4 separate regions of the Homo sapiens genome follow, and regions 1, 2 and 4 are each linked to region 3. The links are chromatin contacts, found by Hi-C or POLR2A ChIA-PET in ENCODE. All regions are on one chromosome and are shown on one strand. The core of a region is the stretch at or near the end of the contact, and the rest is flanking DNA. Distances in the headings are between cores, read along the strand shown.

Region 1 (3,303 bases), core at 273-2,772, 3.2 Mb before region 3:
AAACCAAAAGGCTAAAGTGCACAGAATTTAGTGAAGTGTCCCAAAGTCCTGAAACAGCCTCTGCACTCACTGATAAGCCATAAGCTATATCAGGTCAATTCTTGCCTCTTTGCTGGCGAAGCTGGTGTTCCAACATACACACAGGTGGAAGGAGGGGAGAATGGATGTGAACATACAAGAAATATTCAAAAGAACACACGAGCAGTTGCTGGCATTCCAGATAGAGCCACAGCCTTCTCAGCAGATGGGAGGGAATCTACCTGCAGTGGAAGGGAGTCAGTGAAGGGGGCTCAGCAGGCGTGCCCCTTTCTATGGGTATGTTTAACCAGCCAGCCAGGAACAGAGCAGAAACAGCAACCACCGCGGGGGTGATCAGCACGTTTTTAAGCACACATAGTGAGCGGGGGTGGGGTGGCAAACTTGAATGCACAGGACTCAGGCCACAAGCTAAAAATGGAGTTCACGACGATGACACTGAATAATAGAGTTAATGGCAAAAAAGATGATTAAAATAATACAGGTTACAAAGCCCAAACCTAACACACAAACACAATTATGTAACTCGAAAATGGTGCAATGAACTCTAGGTTCAAACTTTGGACTATTAGTAACTGATTCAGTAAGATCAGCCTAGAGTAAGTTTTACATTAAAATGATTTTCTGTAAAGGGAAAAACTGCATCTTATATGGCAAATTCCACGTAGAAAACGAAAGAAAAATTTAAAATATCCACAGAAAGCCGAAATGTACAAGTTTCCACAAAATGTGGAACAAATTTATTTTTAAATAAAGCGTGAGTTTTAAAAACAAATAGCAAAAACACGACCATTTAAGAAAATACATAAAGTCGGGAAAATCACTCATAATTCTACCACTTCAAGGCCACCACCGTGTTTCGGTTTTGTTCCCTATGCACAGATTCGTGCGGGTTCCCGGGACCCCAGGGAGGTGCAGCGTGCTTCTTAGCCGTTACTCTGTACCCGGCCATTTCACTTTATAGCATACGTGTTCTCCAAGAAGCAGAGTGTTAAGTCCACACGAGTGATAACGGCTTGCGTTTACCTCGCTTTTAGCAAGCGACGCTTTGCACCCCAGAAGCAGCCCGGCTGGGAAGTGCAGGCCCGGGTGCTCAGCTGGGGCGGCTCACCCGCCCGGAGTCCGGCCCCAGGAGGATGGGAGCGTGCGCGGAGGCAGGCGGAGACCTTGGGGACTGCTGACAGGGAACCATAGCCCTGACCTCCCGACGCGCCCATCCTGACCACTCCGGGCCCAGCGGTGCAGGAGGGCGCGCGTGAGGTCGTCACTTTTTAGCACTACCTCACCGGAAAACCAGCAAAGCAAAATCCTGTTGCCACCTAGACAATAGGGAAGGAGGGTCTTCCAACGGCGGCGACCTTCGCCTGGACAGCGGTATCCTGCGGGCGACCATGGGCCGAACGGCCGGGACTCCAAGCTTACCTCGGACACGAACGCCGCGCCAGTCTCCAAGCCAAGTACGCCATCGCCATCCCTTGGGCGGCTCTAGGGCTGCGGGGGCTCGGGGGTGGGGCCGGGTCTCGGGGGCGGGGCCTAGCTCGGTCTGCGGGGGCTCGGGGGTGGGGCCGGGTCTCGGGGGTGGAGCCGGGACTCGGGGGCGGGGCCTAGGCTCCCGGGCTGCGGGGGCTCGGGGGTGGGGCCGGGGCTTGGGTGCGGGGCGGGGCCGAGAGCAGAGCCCAGGCAGGAGCCTGGGGCATGGGCGGGGCCAGGGTTGGGGCGGGGCCAGGCTGAGAGCGTAGCCACGCCGCATTCGCCATCGCTAGCCCGTGGCCTCCTCTGGGGCTGCGGGGGCTCGGGGGTGGGGCCGGGGGGGTCGGTGCGTGGGCGGGGCGGGAGCTCTAGGCGGTTAGGAGTCGGGGCTCAGATGCGGGGGCGGGGCCGGAGCGAGGCCGGGTATCACCCGGGAGTGGAGGAAGTGCGGGGGGTTCGCGGCGCGGGGAGGGTGATCCCGGGAGGACTTGCGCGGCGCGTGGGGCGGGGCACAGATGCTCCCCGGCCTGGCTCCGAGTAACTGCGAGCTGGAGGCGCGGCTGCTCTCTCGGGCGGACCTCAGCTCTGCGAACCCTGTGGCTGCCGGAGCACTGAGCGCCCTGCCCGGAGTCCCGCGGAGCCTGGCGAGGAGGGGTCGCTGCATCCCGAGGGCCAGCCCTGAGCCGGGAGGTGGGGTAACAATTGAGGGCGTATGCTTAAAAGCTGCTAGGTCATGCATCCCCAAATCGAAGGTTTGCAGACCTGGTAGGACGCCTGGGGGTCAGAAGTGATTTTTGGAGTACCCAAGTTTTTAGTGTCAGTGAAGAGTTTGTGGATATTTTTGAGTTCTGCTGAGGCATTTGCAAAGTATTTTCTTTGGGGAAGAATTCTTAAGAGTTGGAAGGGCCTTGGCTGTGTCACCTTGTCCAGTTCCCAGAGAACCAAAAAACAAAACAGAACAAAACGAAACAAAACCACCCCTCTAAATTCTGTGCCCAAGTTGTCCCATCCAAGCATGCCTAGGAGTTTTAGATTTATGTAGCTGACACCTGTGGACTACCTATAGTGAGCCAGGCTAATTGTAAGTCTTTGGACAACCCTGTAAGGAAAATGATATTGCCCTGTTGAGCTGATGTGGAAATTGCCCTGTTGAGCATATTGCCCTGTTGAGCTGATGTGGAAACTGAGACCCAGAAAGATTAATCAGGTGAATTCCCCAAAGACAGGAGGCTTGCAGGTGGGCAGAGTCCAAGTCTCAAGTAACTTTATCATTAAGTTTCATCAGGTAGATCTGGGTAATAGTGTAGATGGGGCAACACCAAAAGTCAAATAGAACAATTTGGGCTTATCCCAAAGAGATTTTTTTTTTTTTGAGATGGAGTTTCCGTCTTGTTGCGTAGGCTGGAGTGCACTGGCACAATCTCGGCTCACTGCAACCTCCACCTCCTGGGTTCAAGTGATTCTCCTGTCTCGGGCTCCCGAGTAGCTGGGATTACAAGCATGCGCCACCAGGCCCGGCTAATTTTTTGTATTTAGTAGAGATGGGGTTTCACCTTGTTGGTCAGACTGGTCTCAAACTCCTGATTTCAGGTGATCCACCCGCTTCGGCCTCCCAGTGTTGGGATTACAGGTGTGAGCCACCACACCTGGCCTCTCCATATATTACAAAGTGGTAGTTGGTAGGCTGAGCTGCCTCTCTCAGAGACCTTGACTCTCTCCAAGGCTGTTAGATAACCTCAGAGGTAATGGAAATGCAGTAATCAGATATTGCAGATAATACAAGACTCATTCATTTCC
Region 2 (3,641 bases), core at 1,049-3,548, 3.4 Mb after region 3:
CACACTCCTCTAATCTTAGTGGTTCTCTGGTGGAAACTTACACATTACAAAAAAAGTAATCTATTCTAAATCCTAAAATAATTTGATTTTTTGTAACACAATGAAGATAACTAGCACAAAGTAAAGAAAGAATGACTTTTTTTTTGAGACAGTCTCACTCTTGCCCACGCTGGAGTGCAGTGGCGGGATCTCGGCTCACTGCAATCTCCACCTCCCTAATTCAAGCGATTCTCCCGCCTCACCCTCCCGAGTAGCTGGGACTATAGGCGCCCACCACCACACCCAGCTAATTTTTGTATTTTTAGTAGAGACGGGGTTTCACCATGTTGGCCAGGATGGTCTCGATCTCTTGATCTCGTCAAAGTGCTGGGATTACAGGCATGCGTGAGCCACTGCGTCTGGCCATTTTATTTTATTTTTTGAGACAGAGTCCTGACCTCAAGCAATCCGCCTGCCTAGGCCTCGCAAAGTGCTGGGATTACAGGAGTGAGCCACCGTGCCCAGCCAAGAAAGATTTTGGAAGAGTGAATGAATACAAGGATTTCCACTAGACTGAGAATTAGTTTGTCAACAGCATTTCAGTGTCTTGAGAAGTGTTTACATTTGGCGTGGACAAAGCTGGCAGATGACGTAGAAAGTAAAAAGTTGCCTCTTCAAAGTTTCCCTTCTTGTTAAAGAATAAATCATAAATGTTAGAAACAATAGTTTCTTTTAAAGACTAACTTACTTCAAGCCTCCTTGCTTTGTGCTAATAACTCTGTTAAGCCCTATTGTATGTAACTGCGGGACATGCTCACAGGCCCAGGCACGTTCCAGCTCACAGCCTGTTTAGCAAATCGGGTATCAGTTTAAGATTATGAGGTCCAGCCCCAGCCAACGGATGCAGGACACAGCAGTAAGGACAACCCAAAGGCGTAAGGGACAAATATGTCTGCTTTTCCTTTGTTCAGGAGTGCTCTCACCATCGTTCCATCTGCAATTGAGCACCCTTTCTGCATAAAGTAAAAATTGCCTTGCTGAGAGATCTTTTGTCTCCATGCTGACTTTTCTTCGTGTCACCAATTATCTATTTCTAACAATAACAAGGTCTTTTCTGCACTGCAGTGACAACCAAAGCATCCCAAATGAAATCATTTCTGCAAGACCCAAACTAGCCTCTATTAACACGTACTAACAATTCAGAACACCAGAGAAGAAAAGTTATTGGAAACAAAAGGGTCTAAGCGCTGAAGCACTGTATCGCACTTGAAATGGAGGCTGAAGATTTGAGAAGGATGGACTATGCATCTTGTTTACCAAATGACCTACTACGGTGTTTATGAGAACTATACGAACCAAGATTTACTCTGTTGGGAGCTTGTAGGAAAGCTGTAATGTCTAAGACATACCTGAATCTCTAAACCTTATTAAATAAAACTTTTTTTTTCTTTGAAAGGGGGCCTGGCTCGTCCCCCAGACTGGAATGCAGTGGAGCGATCTCGGCTCACTGCAGCCTCGACCTCCTGGGCTCAAGCAATCCTCCCACCTCAGCCTTCCGAGTTGCTGAGGCCACAGGCGGGCGTCGCCATGCTGGGCTAATTTATAACATTTTTGTAGAGACGGCATCAAAATATGTTGCTCAGGCTCACTTTGTTTTCCCAACTCTCAAATGAAGGCTCTGGCCGGGCGCTGTGGCTCACGCCTGCAATCCCAGCAACTTTGGGAGGTCGAGGCAAGCGGATCACCTGCGGTCGGGAGTTCAAAACCAGCCTAGCCAACATGGAGAAACCCTGTCTCTACTAAAAAATACAAAATTAGCCAGGCGTGGTGGCGTATGCCTGTAATCCCAGCTACTCGGGAGGCTGAGGCAGGAGAATTGCTTGAACCCGGGAGGCAGAGGTTGCGGTGAGCCGAAATCGCGCCACCGGACTCCAGCCTGGGCAAAAAGAGCGAAACTCCGTCTCAAAAAAAAAAAAAAAAAAATGAAGGCTCACTGCTCCCTCCCCAGGAGGTGCCGCAACCTTGGCCAATACAGCCCCAGAGTTAGACAAGCAGACAGAGAAAGTGTGCAGGGCTGGGGTTCTGGCCCGGGCAGACGGGAACGCGGACACATCTAGCACTCCGAGTCCGTCAAGGCAGCGCGAGCGCTGCGCCGCTGGAACAAGTCACCGCGAACCCTAATCCCACCCCTCCTTACCCTATTAACGACAGAAAGCCTCGTTCCGCTGGTCCCTGAACAAAAACTCCTACCCTACTAGTACACAGCCCACAACAATGCACGCTGCCGGCGCTACAGCCCCTAAGCAACCGGCCGGAAGTCGGCCCCACCTCCTCCTGATGTCACGGAAATGAAGGGCTTCGCAGAGGATGTCCCGCCCGCTCCCTTCAGACGGGCGTAGCTGGCACCTTCCTGAGATATGCCTGCTTGCCCCCGATTTTTTTCTCCTTGCAGTGAGAACCTCCTCATGTGGCATCTTTACTTATTCTCTTCTTGGAAAATCCATGTGACCTCCCCGCGCTTAAAGTGTTTCCACGTTACAGGCGACTTAAAGGCAGCCCTGGAGCCTGACGTATAATTCGAGCGCCGATGCAGAAAGGAGTCAGGTGTTTTTTTTTTTTTTTTTTTGGTTTCCGGTTCTGTCACCTCCAGGCTGAGCCGGGCTGGCGGAAGAGGCACGTGCGCTGCTGAATGGAGCTGGTCGCTGGTTGCTACGAGCAGGTCCTCTTTGGGTTCGCTGTACACCCGGAGCCCGAGGCTTGCGGCGACCACGAGGTGAGATACCGCGTAGTTAGAGACAGTCGGAGGCGGGGCCGGGAAGGTCGGGTTTGGTTCCTACACAGCAGAGGTGAACATTGGAGCGCCTGCTGTTCACTGGATGATTTGATGAATCAAACCTAAGAGACTTAAGAGAAAAGCTAACCTTTTAAACCGTAGAATGGACATTTTATCAAAATGAGGCAATATCTGCCTTTTCTAGTAGACAAAAGGTCCACGGGACACAAAGGAAACCGGCATTTCTGCATACGGACAAATGAGTCGTAGATTGTGGATTTAAGGATCGATCCCATAAGTTGACAGTATTCAGAATTTAATGAAAGAAGATCTCGCTCTTTTGCTGAATTTCTGCCCTGGAATTTTACAAATTACTAGAACTAGATTAGGATAAATCCCTTATAGGTAAAGCGATACCAATTCATTATTTGTTGGGAACTTATGGCGAGCTGGGCGGTGGAGATGCAAAGATGCTGGAGGTATGGATCTTGCCTTAGAGACGTTGCCTACATAAGGGGTGGAGGACTGAGGAGACGCATAGATGGAGAGAAATTACAGCAGAATATGATATTACTAGATGTGTGAATAGATAAAAAGGTCAAATAAATTATCAGTAGTCAAATAGGTAGATAGGACTATACTCACGACTAGGAATCCGACCTCCTAACATCTAGCTCACTTTTATTCTTGAAGCAATTCTAAGCATTTTCTAGAAAATTGAGTACAGTACTTCTTTATGAAGTCAAGGCGTCGGTCTTTAATTATCCAGAAAATTTGGAAGTATATCACTTGGCCTATTGCTTTCGTTTATTTTGTTTCCTACTCCAGTTATTTGCTCTTTGTCTTTGGCTGAAAAGTGATGTGTTTTGAATAGTCAAAGATGATGCTA
Region 3 (3,429 bases), core at 655-3,154:
AAAAAGAATTTCAAAGTTCTAGTGTCTTCCAACATCTCTCAGAAAAAATGATGATGTGGCAATTCTGTGGATAAAAAACATGGGAAGGGAAGCGTGTTTTCACCCAGGAGAAACAGTTAAGGACCATGCATTTGCAGTCTTTTCCATGTCTTTAAGTTCTCACTGGCTGCTAAGATTTATTGCAAAATATTAAAGAACACTGAACCATGCATTATGAACTAAAGAGATTTCACTGCCTGCTGAACAAAGCCTAAAATAGTGCATTCATAACTTACAAGTCCTTTTCAAAAACCAGTAAGAAAAATACCATGTCTGATATAGTAATTTAAAGTCGTGGTTAAATTTGAGCACTTTGGAATATAAAGGCCTTTCATAAATATTAAACAATTTTATTATTTTAATGTTAACCAATAACAATTTTGTCCCCATGAAGTCTAACAGTCTTCATTCAACTGGAAAAACCAAACACAAAAACCGTTTCTCACAAAAAATGTTTACAAGATATTAATTCAGTTTAGATAATGAATTCATGCTTCTTGAAAGTTTTTATAACTTGAAAATAGTTATAAATAGTTCTAAAACTAAAACTACATTTGTCAAGTTTTCTTTTAAAAAGCTTAAAGAGTACCAGCAAACGACTCCTAAAGTAAAAAATCTTGTTAAACCTGCAGATTAACTCATTAACAGTTGTTTAATTCTCCCACTTGGTTTTCTAGCCATTAAACAGAAGCCAGTCACTTCACTTTTCATCGCAAAACAACTCGTGAATACCTGTCACTACCGTTAAGACACACAGCTTGCTTAAACTTACAGAATGAAAGGGATGCTTAGTCAGACTAATTATTTCACTTTACAAATTAGAAAGTCGAAGTTCACGACAAAACCTGTGCAGGAAGTCAAGTTGCCATATTTTTATATTCTGCTAAGTTATTTTCACACTTAATTGCTGGGTTAATTGTTGAAAGAATAAATCTATGTATTAAAAACACTCGAAGTAGGCCACATTTTTTCAGCACAATACGATGTTTCCACAAACAAAAAATTGTTCCATGGAAAGACAAGAAGAGGAAGAAGGCAGAAGGGAGACATCCCACAGGGATTCTTCAGTCTGCTTGGCAGCAGGGGCGGATAACGGGGGTGACGATGGGGTAGTTTTTCTGAAATCAAGCCTCCTAGTAACACATACGGGTCAAGCAGGGCGTGAACAAGGCAGATGACCATTGAACAAGACACTCTGATGGCTTAGATGTGTAGAAAACAAGGGTTTTGGCAAATGAATGAAGACGGACTCCCGGCGTGGAAGCTAAAGACACGTCAGCCCTGAGCGCGAGGGGCTGGGGGTGGAGCGGAGCCGGAGGTGGCCAAAAGAAACAGCCCGGCTGCGGCGCGCTCGGAGCGCAGCCGTGTCCAGCGCCTCCTCCTGCAGCCGAGGACCCTCCAGTTCTGGCCGCTCCTGCAGGCGAGGGTCCAGGGCAAGAGGAGCAAGCCCAGCCCTCGGCCGGCCACGAAGCAAGGTCGCCCGGGCACGGCCCCGCGCTCCGCGTGCAAGGGGCAGGCCGCAGCGGGGTCTCCAGCGCCCGCGGGGACCCCTGCTGCTACGAGCCTAGGCTTGGGGAGAGGGCGGAGAGAGGCCAGCGGGGTGGACGCGGACCCCAGGACCCGGAGCGGCCACCGCCTCCAACTTCAAACTTGCCATCACTGGCATCTCCTTCCTGGCCATCCCCTCCGCACACTCCCCCAGCCTCACCTCTGGGGCCGCCTCGGAACAAGACAGTGGCAGGGAACACGAGTAAGAGAAGCAGCAGCAAGCGGGGGAGGAGTCTCATGGCGCTGCCGGTCCAGTGTCCAGTTTCCGTCGGCTAAGGCTCTCGGCGGCTCCGGCGGTAATGGCGTTACTCTTCATCCGGGCTCCGGGCAGCGAGGGGCGGGACACGTACCGCGCACGGGCCTTTGCCACGCCCCTCCCTGGACCAGGGACCGCCGCCGACGTGGCTGCTCAGCGCGGAGAGGTGGGGAGAGCAGGCCACCGGGAAGTCACGTGGCCGGCTGCTGCCTCTTTGTGGCTCCCGCGAGAGTCCGCCTTCCGCCGCAGTTGCGACCCGGCAGCTTGCGGTTAGCCGTTCTTTCCGCCCAGTTCTTTACTTCCAATTAATTAGCATTGTCAGTGGTTACTTTATTTGAATGACGATCCTCTTGATAACGGCGATGTAAGGAACATGAGCTGCCTTTATGTGGCACTTAAAAGCAAAAAATTTTGTTGGAAGAGAGGACATTGTTCAAAGGAAAAACCATGAAAATACACAGTGGAAAATCTTTGTCCCCTGTCTGCCCACACCCTCTCCCATGGTTAAGTAATGACAATTCTTAAATTATTATTTTTGAGACGAAGTCTTGCTCTGTCGCCCAGGCCAGAGTTCAGTGGCACCATCTCTGTTCACCGCAACCTCCGCCTCCCGGGTTCAAGCGATTCTCCCGCCTCAGCCTCCTAAGCAGCTGGGACTACAGGCGCGCACCACTACGCCCGGCTAATTTTTGTATTTTTACTGGAGACGGGGGTTTCACCATGTTGGCCAGACTAATCTCAAACTCCTGACCTCAGGTGATCCACCCGCCTGGGTCTCTCAAAGTGCTGGGATTACAGGTGTGAGCCACTGCGCCTGGCCAGCAATTCTTAAATTCGTATGTGACATTCCAGAATTATAAGTCACCTAAACAGTGTTTTGGTATGTAGTCAGCATTTGTAACTATACAATAGGTGCAGCAATGGCTGTCCAGTTTTCTTTAGTTTCCTTTTCATCTATTTTGGATTTGAGTTGCTGGAGTAATATAGCAGTTCATGAAATTAATCTGAATATTAAGTAATCTTGGTCTGGACCAGAGTGAGATGTCATAAAGATGAGGAAATAAATCATATGCTTACTATTGTCAATCACCTCCTTAGAGCTGTGCTTTTTCATTTAATTTTCTAAACCTCTCTATGAGCTGGATATTATTTACTGAGGAGAAAACAGACCCAGAGAGGTTAGTAATTTACTCAAAGCTTCAAAACGCTAGCAAACGGCAGATGCAAGATTTGAACAAGGCTATCTGGTTCCAGATTCCATACACTACTGACCTAGGACATTTGCTGTTCTACTCCTGCATTGTTTCCGCTTCAGGTCTCCTTGTCCTGGGGGCTGTAAATGCAGCTTGGACCCACTGCCACCACTACCTACAGTCTGCTAAAGTCACAGCCTGATGGTGCTGGGCTGAATCAACCAAATTCCACTCTGCCAGGCCACCAGTGGCACCGCTGCTGTGTTGCTGCTGCTACTAGGGCGCCCAGCATAAGTGGAGGGCCTCCTCTCACTTTGCTGCTGCCTCTGCTCCTGTGCACGCTACCAGTGTTGCCACTCTATGTCAGAGCTGTGTCTGGAATAGGGTTCTTGG
Region 4 (3,145 bases), core at 10-2,509, 3.3 Mb before region 3:
GCAATCCGCCCGCCTCGGCCTCCCAAAGTGCTAGAGGATTGCAGGCGTGAGCCACCGCGCCCGGCCCTAACATTTCAAAACGTTTGGAATTCAGGCAACAAGAGACATTTTGTAAGAACATTTAAAACCCTTCTCCCCTGGAAATCAAGAGATATGTATGGAGTCTGGAGATTCCGAACTCAATTTTCTAGGACAAAGGCAAACTCAGATGATTACAAGAATGAAAGTGATCGTCACGCTGCTTCCAGGTTCCAAAGTATGGATAATTTTTTTTTTTTTTTTGAGATGGAATCTTGCTCTGTCGCCCAGGCTGGAGTGCAGTGGCGTGATCTCAGTGCAAACTCCGCCTCTCGGGTTCAAGCGATTCTCCTGCCTCAGCCTCCGGAGTAGCTGGGATTATAGGCGAGCGCCACCACGCCCAGCTAATTTTTTGTATTTTTAATAGAGACGGGGTTTCACCATGTTGGCCAGGCTGGTCTCCAAATCCTGGCCTCAGGTGATCCGCCCGCCTCGGCCTCCCAAGGTGCTGGGATTACAGGGGTGAGCCACAGCGCCAGGCGAGAAATATTTTTTTAAAGAGGAATTAAAGAACCTAATTGGTTTTGAGAGTTCTCCAAGAGCCAGTAAATGTTTTCCCCACAATATTCCATTCTACCCCATTACTGTAGAGTCGTTATAGAAGAAAACAAAATCACATAACGCAACTTGGGCCAAAAAACATTACACGTTCCAATTACGGAAATAACGAACTGAATCGTGTCACCCTTGAACTATGTAAAAGTTGAAAAGATGTTCAGTGTTAAATGTAGTAACAGTTCCACATTAAAAGATATTTACGTTCGAGTTTACAGTATTTAAAAATGCCTTTCTACACACTTTCCCGGGAAGTTAATGCCACTTCAGTTGAGCTGTCTAGCGAGATGGTTAAGCATTTACTGTGTCTCTAACACCGACCAGGGGAAAAATCATCAATTCGTTTGCCCGAGTTTAAGAGAATTTTCACCTAACTTCTAATCTCCACAGCCAATCAGTTCTTGGAACCGCACACCCGATGCCGACATCCCTCTCTTGTTGGCTCCCCTCGTTAGCGGGATTCAATAACTAAACGTCCATTTCTAGCATTGACTGAAGAGCTCAAGCTTGACACTCGACCTCAATCCTTAGCAGCACCGCCCACCATGCTCCCGGAAGCTGCGACACTACGCCCTGCGCTAGTCCCGGGACGTGGGGTTTTATATCCGGATTCTTAGCGCGGACTCAGAACCCAGCTCTTCCCTACACGGTCGGCACATGCGCGGCAGCTCTTTTCCTTCTTCCTCCACTTCCCCTACCCTCCACCGTCCGGGAGCCGCCGCCACCGCCGCCGAGGAGTCAGGAAGTTCAAGATGGCCGCCGCGGAGACCCAGTCGCTACGGGAGCAGCCAGAGTAAGTAGTCTCTGTGAGTGGGCCAGAAGCTGGAGCCCGGGGACTGCCGAGTGGGAGCTGCACGGGGTGGCGGGAAAGTTCGGGCCTAACGGCGAGAGTCAAACTTTGCTTTTTCCGGCGCGATTCGTTGTGGGGTGGGAGGCATGGGGAGCAGGCGGCCTTCGAGCTTCCTTCTCCCAGAGGCCGTGGCTGCTGGGGTGAAGGCGGCCGCGGCCTGCCGCGCGTCGTTGCCCCGGGAGGCGTAGGCGCGAGCGGCCTCTACAGGTCCGGTGCGCGTGGCGGCTGCCGCGGCAGTGAGGTCGCGCTTTCCTATGCCTCTTTTGGGGACCCATCTGAGCTCCCTGGCCGCAGCTCTTAGCGGCATCTGTGTTGGGGACACGAGGGTCAGTGGCAGCAGGCGGGCCAAGCCCTAAGTCTTTTCTTCCTCATGCGGTACCCCCAGTCGTCCTTTTACTGGTGTCAGTTTAGGACCTGAAAGCAGAGAGCGGAGGTGCTGGGGTCACACTCTCTGGCCATCCCAGAGCTAGTCTGTGGCTAGCGGGATACTTGATCTCGTCACCTTGTACTCTTTAGTCCAGCAGTCACCCAGTATTGTTTTGTTTTGTTTTGAGTGCCTACCGGCAGCTTTTTTACCAACTTGCAAACTTGAGGCAAAGTAAGATAGAGTCTTTGGTTTTGAGGCCTGGCATTTTTTTTTTTTTTTTTTTTTTGCCTGAGTTTATAACCCTTCTTTAGGAGGACGAGTGGAAGGAGTAGTGGGAATTGCTAGCTACTGCCAAACCACTTTATGTCTATAATTAAGCTAACATTAAGAATCCATGCGGCCAAATGAAAAATGAAAAAAAAAAAAATACGAGTGTATGCTGCAAAGGTTAACCATTGGTTAACTTAAAGCAGTATTTTGCTGTTCATGTCTATGTTAGGAAAACTCAAACAAGAACCTTAACAGAGAGAATGGATTTTACGGCAATGTTCCTATAGCGACCGTTTTTTTTTTTTGTTTTGTTTTTTGTTTTTTTTTGCATCTGCACTGTCTGATCTGTTTCCAGCCATCTTAGAAAGAGGTATAGTCTCCCAGCAACTTGTGACTGAGCGATAGAAGAAATCTTTGCCACCAGACAACCTGACACTTAATTGCTGTGCATCCAGTTTTGGGCTCCTCAATCATCTGCATTACTCAGCTAGGCAGAGAAACGGAATTTTTAATTAAGGGCTTTTCAAAACTGCTGTATTATTTTTACAATTTGACTTAGCAGAGAACAAATGGATTCTGAAGTTTTAAATTAGCTTTAACCTCTTACTGTTTCTCACCAAGTTCATTGTGTGGCACAATTACAGTGTTTATGCCAGTACCGTGCAGATCTCATGCTATGTGGTTACATTTTCTACTAATCTGAAAAGTTCTGTAATATTATGTCCATTTATTTGATTTTAGGGATGTTTCAGATTCATTTCCAGGAGTGGGTCAGCCATAGTTTATTCACATACTGTATTCAAATAATATTAGACTTAATAATTTCAAAAATACATATTTAGGCCTCTGCTGTATGAGTAACAGAGATAATCTTTAATTTCCCTTCCCTTCCCCACAGAGCACTTGGTGTAAATGGAATATTTGGTCTGTATATGTCTCACTTTCAGTAGTTTGAAAGTATTTAACAAAGAAGATAACCATTTGGTATGAAAGCAAACTATGCCTGGTGCTCATAGTGAGTCCCT

The links. A loop is a pair of places that touch in the nucleus more often than their neighbours do. ChIA-PET counts read pairs that join two places held with the same protein, here RNA polymerase II (POLR2A). Pooled maps may share reads with other maps.
Region 1: a map of CD4-positive, alpha-beta T cell shows a loop between it and region 3 (5-fold over the local background). The contact joins the promoter of ECI2 here to the promoter of SSR1 in region 3. A Hi-C loop is called at or near these places in 1 of 168 maps with a recorded cell type or tissue (CD4-positive, alpha-beta T cell), 1 of 37 single-sample maps with no recorded cell type and 9 of 50 pooled maps. POLR2A ChIA-PET finds 5 or more read pairs at or near these places in 1 of 52 experiments (HepG2).
Region 2: a loop to region 3 is called in a map of CD4-positive, alpha-beta T cell, with 13 times the contacts of the local background. The contact joins the promoter of C6orf52 here to the promoter of SSR1 in region 3. A Hi-C loop is called at or near these places in 2 of 168 maps with a recorded cell type or tissue (CD4-positive, alpha-beta T cell and naive thymus-derived CD4-positive, alpha-beta T cell) and 13 of 50 pooled maps. POLR2A ChIA-PET finds 5 or more read pairs at or near these places in 2 of 52 experiments (CD4-positive, alpha-beta T cell and OCI-LY7).
Region 4: a pooled map shows a loop between it and region 3 (17-fold over the local background). The contact joins the promoter of PRP4K here to the promoter of SSR1 in region 3. A Hi-C loop is called at or near these places in 2 of 37 single-sample maps with no recorded cell type and 7 of 50 pooled maps. POLR2A ChIA-PET finds 5 or more read pairs at or near these places in 1 of 52 experiments (activated T-cell).

Annotation. Positions count from the first base shown.
Region 1 is chr6:4,134,053-4,137,355 of GRCh38, forward strand. ECI2 (enoyl-CoA delta isomerase 2) reads right to left here and starts at 1,523. Exons shown (of 10, transcript NM_206836.3): 1 at 1,459-1,523. The coding sequence starts at 1,508. ECI2-DT (ECI2 divergent transcript) reads left to right here and starts at 2,020. Exons shown (of 4, transcript NR_103764.1): 1 at 2,020-2,196. RefSeq lists silencers at 1,569-1,708, 1,869-2,078.
Region 2 is chr6:10,692,318-10,695,958 of GRCh38, forward strand. C6orf52 (chromosome 6 open reading frame 52) reads right to left here and starts at 2,299. Exons shown (of 5, transcript NM_001145020.3): 1 at 2,177-2,299. PAK1IP1 (PAK1 interacting protein 1) reads left to right here and starts at 2,655. Exons shown (of 10, transcript NM_017906.3): 1 at 2,655-2,752. The coding sequence starts at 2,669. RefSeq lists enhancers at 2,213-2,262, 2,271-2,873, 2,303-2,682.
Region 3 is chr6:7,311,295-7,314,723 of GRCh38, forward strand. It overlaps SSR1 (signal sequence receptor subunit 1), which reads right to left and starts at 1,905. Exons shown (of 8, transcript NM_003144.5): 1 at 1,748-1,905. The coding sequence starts at 1,826. RefSeq lists enhancers at 1,069-1,937, 1,938-2,804, 2,141-2,210, 2,221-2,280 and silencers at 1,361-1,410, 1,541-1,650.
Region 4 is chr6:4,020,041-4,023,185 of GRCh38, forward strand. PRP4K (pre-mRNA processing factor kinase PRP4K) reads left to right here and starts at 1,260. Exons shown (of 15, transcript NM_003913.5): 1 at 1,260-1,426. The coding sequence starts at 1,386. LOC124901245 (a long non-coding RNA gene) reads right to left here and starts at 1,127. Exons shown (of 2, transcript XR_007059415.1): 1 at 1-1,127. RefSeq lists enhancers at 1,091-1,400, 2,443-2,502.